2 separate regions of the Homo sapiens genome follow, and region 1 is linked to region 2. Evidence: chromatin loops called from intact Hi-C (ENCODE). Cell type or tissue: heart left ventricle. All regions are shown on one strand. Each heading gives the region's core, and the rest is flanking DNA. Links, peaks and the distances in the headings are about the cores only.

Region 1 (2,918 bases), core at 303-2,802, 80 kb after region 2:
TTCAGTGTAGTATTAGAAGTTCTAGCCAGAAGTTAAGCAAGAAAAAGGAAATAAAAAGCATTCAAATTGGACAGGAAGAAGTAAAACTATCTCTATTTAAAGGTGACATGATCTTATACGTAGAATACCCTTAAAGTTATGCCAAAAACAAAACTGTGCAAGTTAGTAAGAAATTCAGCAAAGTTGCAGGATATGGCATCAACACACAAAAATCAGTTGTATTTATGTACACTAGAACAATCCCAAAAGGAAATTTTAAGAAAACAATTTCATTTACATTAGAGTCAAGAAGAAAAAAAAAATACTGAAACACCTGTATCCCTTTGACTTAACTCCAATAGTCCTTGAAAGATTCCTCCCCGTCCGCCAAAAAAATAGAACCAGGCTCATCTATACATACGCTACTTCAGACCTGGAATTAACTTGTTTTGCAAGACGCCTCAGTACCTTTCAGTGGAAGATGTTATCTGGAGACCACAGCCTGAACTCAGACAAGCTTTTTGAAGTTAGAATCTTTATGAGATGGTGTAAGTTGCTTATTTCCCATTCACTCCTGAGCCTGCCTGCCTCTGTCTGCCTATTTTTTTTTTTTTTTTTTTTAAGAGACAGGATCGTACTCTGTTGCCCAGGTTGGAATGCAGTGGCATGATCACGGCTCACTGAAGGCTTGACCTCCTGGGCTCAAGCAATCCTCCCACCTCACCCACCTGAGCAGCTAGGACCACAGACAATACCCTTGTGCCTGGCTATTTAAATAATTTTTTTTTTTTTTTTTTTTTTTTTTTTTTTTTTTTTTGTAGAGACAGGGTCTCCATATGTTGTCCAGGCTGGTCTTGAACTCCTGGGCTCAAGCAGTCCTCCACCTCTGCCTCCCAAAGATTATAGGTGTGAACCACCCTGCCTGGCCCTAGCTTATCTTTCTGTTTTGGCACTGAAATTCTTCTCTTTAGGAACACTGAAATGATCTAATAATCACCAAATCTAATGGATGCTTTTCAGAGATTATTTTATTTGACTTTTCTTAGATCTTTATTTGACCTTTCTTATTTCTGTTGCCCTTCCTTCCTCGACTTTTTCCTTGTTTTATGAGATGGCATTCTCATGGTTCTCCTCTTGAATTGCTCTTTTTGCGTGCTCAATAAGTGTTATTCCCTCAGCTTGTATTTTCTTGAGCAATCTCTTCTACAATAGTGGTTTTACTTAATTTTTTTTTTTTTTTTACTTAGTATTTTTTAAGAGATGGGGTCTTGCTATATTACCCAGGCTGGCCTTGAACTCCTGGCCTCAAGTGATCCTCCTTCCTTGGCCTCCCAAAGTGCTGGGATTACAGGCATCAGCCACTGGCTTATAGTAGTAGTTTTAGGATCTACCCATTAAGTACATTATGTGATTTCCATTTTACTTCTTCGCTTCTGTTTTTGTCTTTAAAACTAAAAATCTTGTGTTTTTGCTGTCATACAAATACTGCAAATTCACTATGTCTACAACTGAACTCCTACTTCCTTCTTCCCTGCCAATTACTTGCTCACACACCTAGTGCCCTCCCCTTCTCAACTTGTTATTTTTCCTATTTATTTTATTTTTATTTTTATTTTATTTTATTTTTTGGGGGACGGAGTCTTGCTCTGTCACCCAGGCTGGAATGCAGTGACGCAATCTCGGCTCACTGCAACCTCCATCTCCCGGGTTCAAGCGATTCTCCTGCCTTAGCCTCCCATGTAGCTGGGATTACAGGCATGCGCCACCATGCCTGGCTAATTTTTGTATTTTTAGTAGAGATGGGGTTTCACCATGTTGGTCAGGCTGGTCTCGAACTCCTGACCTCGCGGTCTACCAGCCTTGGCCTCCCAAAATGCTAGGATTACAGACGTGAGCCCCCACTCCCGGCCTATTTTTATTTTTATTTTAGAGACAGTCTTGCTATGTTGCCCTGGATGGAATGCAGTGGCAAGATCATAGCCCTCTGCAGCCCCAGTCTGTTATTCTTCACATATTATCTCTATTAGTTACTGGCTTCTAGTCACCCAAGTTAGAAATCTGTGAGTCATCTTTTGTTTCTTCCCTTTCCCTTACTGTTTAGTTTTAATTGCTAAGTCTTGTTAATACTACATCAGGTATGATTTTAAAAACATTTTTGATGTTCTACTGCCACCACCTTAGTTCTGGTACTCATTTTGCATGTTTTGTCTTTTGACTTTCCTTGCTTTTACAACTCTTCTTTTCGCACTCCCTTCTTTACTGTTTCCTCTACCCCATTCATTTTTACACATTGGAGACAGATTTTTCTTCTAAAATGAAAACATGTTTATCTTTGAGGTAACAAGTTGGCTCCCTTATTATTCCAGTTCTCTAAGGTGGTTATTGGTCAGAGTTTTTTCCTGTGGCGAAAGGCAGCTTGCCTTACAGCTCTGACTCCTATCAGAAATTTACTTTTTCTTTGTGGGAGAGTTTCTTTCTGAATGTCTTTGCTACTATCACGCTAGCTTTGGTAGAGGCCCTGCTCGTGACCCCACCCTCTGTGGTGACAGAATCTTTGCCTAATTCCACCCAGCACAGCTGAGACCAGGCTGTGATTATTTCAAAACAGACTTTATTAAAAACTTAGTATAATAGGGAATTGCAGAACAAATATGTATGTATTTATATATGTATTATGTGTGGCTGATCTAGGAGAAATAGGCAGCATCTACTTGCTGAGCTTTCAGTTGTCTCATGGTGAGCAGAGGGCATCTTTTCTTTGAAACTCAGAAGCAGGTTGAAATCTGGGGGAATTAACTTATTTTTTTCCTTTCTTCCAAAGACCTTATTTCATGACCTATAATTTGTGTCCTGGCTGACTAACATTGGGAATATCAGTTCACTTTAGGAGATTCAGTCTCCTTCCTGCTCAGATTTATTGTTACTCTGTCTCCAGTAGA
Region 2 (2,918 bases), core at 301-2,800:
TTTCTGTCTGCAGACAGCTAAGTGTTAACCAGCTCAGTGGAGAGTCAGGGTGACAGCCTTTTACACCTTTCCTTCTTGGTACCCAGGTCCTTTTCTGGTGCCCAAGAAGAATCTGGCCACATGGACTTGAAGGATGGTGAATGTGGAGGTTTCATTGAGTGATAGAGGTGGCTGTCAGTGGGACAGGGAGCTAGAAAGGGTGTGGAGTGGGAAAATAATCTTCCCCTGGATTTCAGCCATCCCCAGCTGACCTCCTTTCTGATAGTCCAGCTGTCTCTTCAACATTCAGACGCTTCTTCTCTTCTCTCCTTCTCTGCCATGCTACTCTGCTCCTCTGCCAGTGGAGTTTGGGGTTTTTATGCATACAGGATGGTGGGCATGGCAAGCCAGGGTGGTTTTGGAAAAAGCAACGTGTGGGTGGGAAAAGAGAGATGTAAAGCTCTTATTTAGGGCTGCAGCCCCAGGCTTGTGGGTGGGGCTTTTGCGGGGAACCACCCTCTTCTACCCAGTATTTCCCTGCCTCTGGTCCATATCAACATGACCCCAAGAGGTTGAGGCTGCAGTGAGCCAAGATCACACCACTGCACTCCAGCCTGGGTAACACAGTGAGACCCTGTCTCAAAATACACACACACACACACACACACATACACACACACATATATATACATACACACAAATATATATATAGATGTTTTTGTTACATGATTTATTGAAATTAAACATGTATCACTAATTAAATGGGCAAGTGTAAAAAATTACAGTTTATGAGTGTTATTAAAGATTTATAAATACAGGCCAGGCACAGTGGCTTGCGTCTGTAATCCTAGCACTTTGGAAGGCAGAGGTGGGCAGATTAACTGAGGTCAGGAGTTCAAGACCATTCTGGCCAACATGGTGAAACCCCGTCTCTACTAAAAATACAAGAGTTAGCCAGGCGTGGTGGTGCATGCCTGTAATCCCAGCGACTTGGGAGGCTGAGGCAAAAGAACTGCTTGATCCCGGGAGGCGGAAGTTGCAGTGAGCTGAGATGGCACCACTGCACTCCAGCCTGGGTGATAAAGCAAAACTCTAGTTCAAAAAAAAAAAAAAGGCCAGGTGCCGTGGCTCACGCCTGTAATACCAGCACTTTGGGAAGCCAAGGTGGGCGGATCATGAGGTCAGGAGATCGAGACCATCCTGGCTAACACGGTGAGACCCCGTCTCTACTAAAAACACACAAAAAATTAGCCAGGCGTGGTGGCGGGCACCTGTAGTTCCAGCTACTCGGGAGGCTGAAGCAGGAGAATGGCATGAACCAGGGAGGCGGAGCTTGCAGTGAGCCAAGATCATGCCACTGCACTCCAGCTTGGACGACAGAGCGAGACTCCGTCTCAAAAAAAAAAAAAACTAATAAAAAAAGAAGTTTTTTTGTTTTTGTTTTTGTTTTTTTGAGGCGGAGTCTCGCTCTGTCGCCAAGCTGGAGTGCAGTGGCCCCATCTCAGCTCACTGCAACCTCTGCCTCCCGGGTTCAAGCAATTCTCCTGCCTCAGCCTCCCGAGTAGCTGGGACTACAGGCACACACCACCACGTTTGGCTAATTTTTTTTTTTTTTTTTTTGCATTTTAGTAGATACAGGGTTTCACCATGTTGCCCAGGCTGGTCTCGAGCTCCTGAGCTCGGGCAATCTGACCACCTCGGCCTCCCAAAGTGCTAGGATAACAGGCGTGAACCACCACGTCTGGCAAAGAAAAGAAAAAAGCTTTATAAATACAACTGTATAATGTTGCCTTTAACTATATGCTAATCTAAAATAAATTATTTTGGTTGGGTGTGGTGGCTCATGCCTGTAAATAAAATAAAATAAGAAAATAAAATAAAATAAGAAAATAAAATAAACTTTTGGCCGGGTGTGGTGCCTCACGCCTGTAGTCCCAGCTATTCGGAAGGCTGAGGCAGGAGAATTGCTTGAACCCGGGAGGCAGAGGTTGCAGTGAGCCAAGATCATGCCACTGCACTCCAGCCTGGGCAACAGAGTGAGACTCTGTGCCAAATAAATAAATAAGATAAAATAAAATAAAATAAAATAAACTTGTAATTAGCTGGGCATGGTGGCAGGCGCCTGTAATCCCAGCACTTTGGGAGCCTGAGGCAGGTGGATCACCTGATGTCAGGAGTTCAAGACCATCCTGGCCAACACGGTGAAACCCCGTCTCTACAAAAATACACAAATTAGCCGGGCATGATGGTGAGTGCCTGTAATCCCAGCTACTCAGGAGGCTGAGGTGGGAGAATCGCTTGAACCCAGGAGGTGGAGGTTGCAATGAGCTGAGATCATGCCACTGCACTCCTGCCTGGGTGACAGAGCAAGACTCCATCTCAAAAAAAAAAAAAAAAAAAAAAAAAAAAATATATATATATATATATATATATATATATATATATACACAATACATATATATATCACTCATGCCATGCTTCCGTTGGGTTCTTCTCTGCTTAAGCAGGTGAGACTATATATATAAAACATAAAAATACATATATTATATATAAAAATATATGTATTGTATATGTATAATATATATGTATATATGTATAATATATAATATATAATAATACATGTTATATAGATAGATAGATAGACAGATATAATCTCACCTGCTTAAGCAGAGAAGAACACAATGGAAGCATGGCATGAGTGATATTTCCTGAGAAGACAAGGAAACAATCTGGAAGGTCAGGGCCAAGCAGGCAAAATCACCTAGTCTGGTTGGTTTTTGGCAGGCATTCTGTGCACTGCAGGGGAGTGTTTGGGGCAAGCAGGATTAGCTTTCAATATTCTTCAGACCACAAAGGGGATAAGACACTGTGGTGGAAGCCAGGTTGGACACTGGCACTGCAGTAAACACAGTAAAAGAGCCTCGTCTCACCTGCTTCCC

What was found. Hi-C counts contacts between places; a loop is a spot of excess contacts. Peaks named below come from ENCODE experiments on the same cell type or tissue, not always from the same donor. Only the 100,000 strongest peaks of a DNase experiment are listed, where the experiment ranks them.
Region 1: a loop joins it to region 2, with 4 times the contacts of the local background. A loop is called at or near these places in 81 of 110 quality-filtered maps.

What each region holds. Positions count from the first base shown.
Region 1 is chr1:35,286,015-35,288,932 of GRCh38, forward strand. All of the region lies in intron 1 of ZMYM4 (zinc finger MYM-type containing 4), which reads left to right. Among named protein-coding and RNA genes, the nearest start is that of ZMYM4, 19 kb to the left of the region's middle. In heart left ventricle, for the core only: no CTCF peak of the experiment used is centred there; no DNase peak of the experiment used is centred there; H3K27ac peaks cover 325 bases.
Region 2 is chr1:35,205,824-35,208,741 of GRCh38, forward strand. No RefSeq gene overlaps it. Among named protein-coding and RNA genes, the nearest start is that of SFPQ, 14 kb to the left of the region's middle. In heart left ventricle, for the core only: no CTCF peak of the experiment used is centred there; no DNase peak of the experiment used is centred there.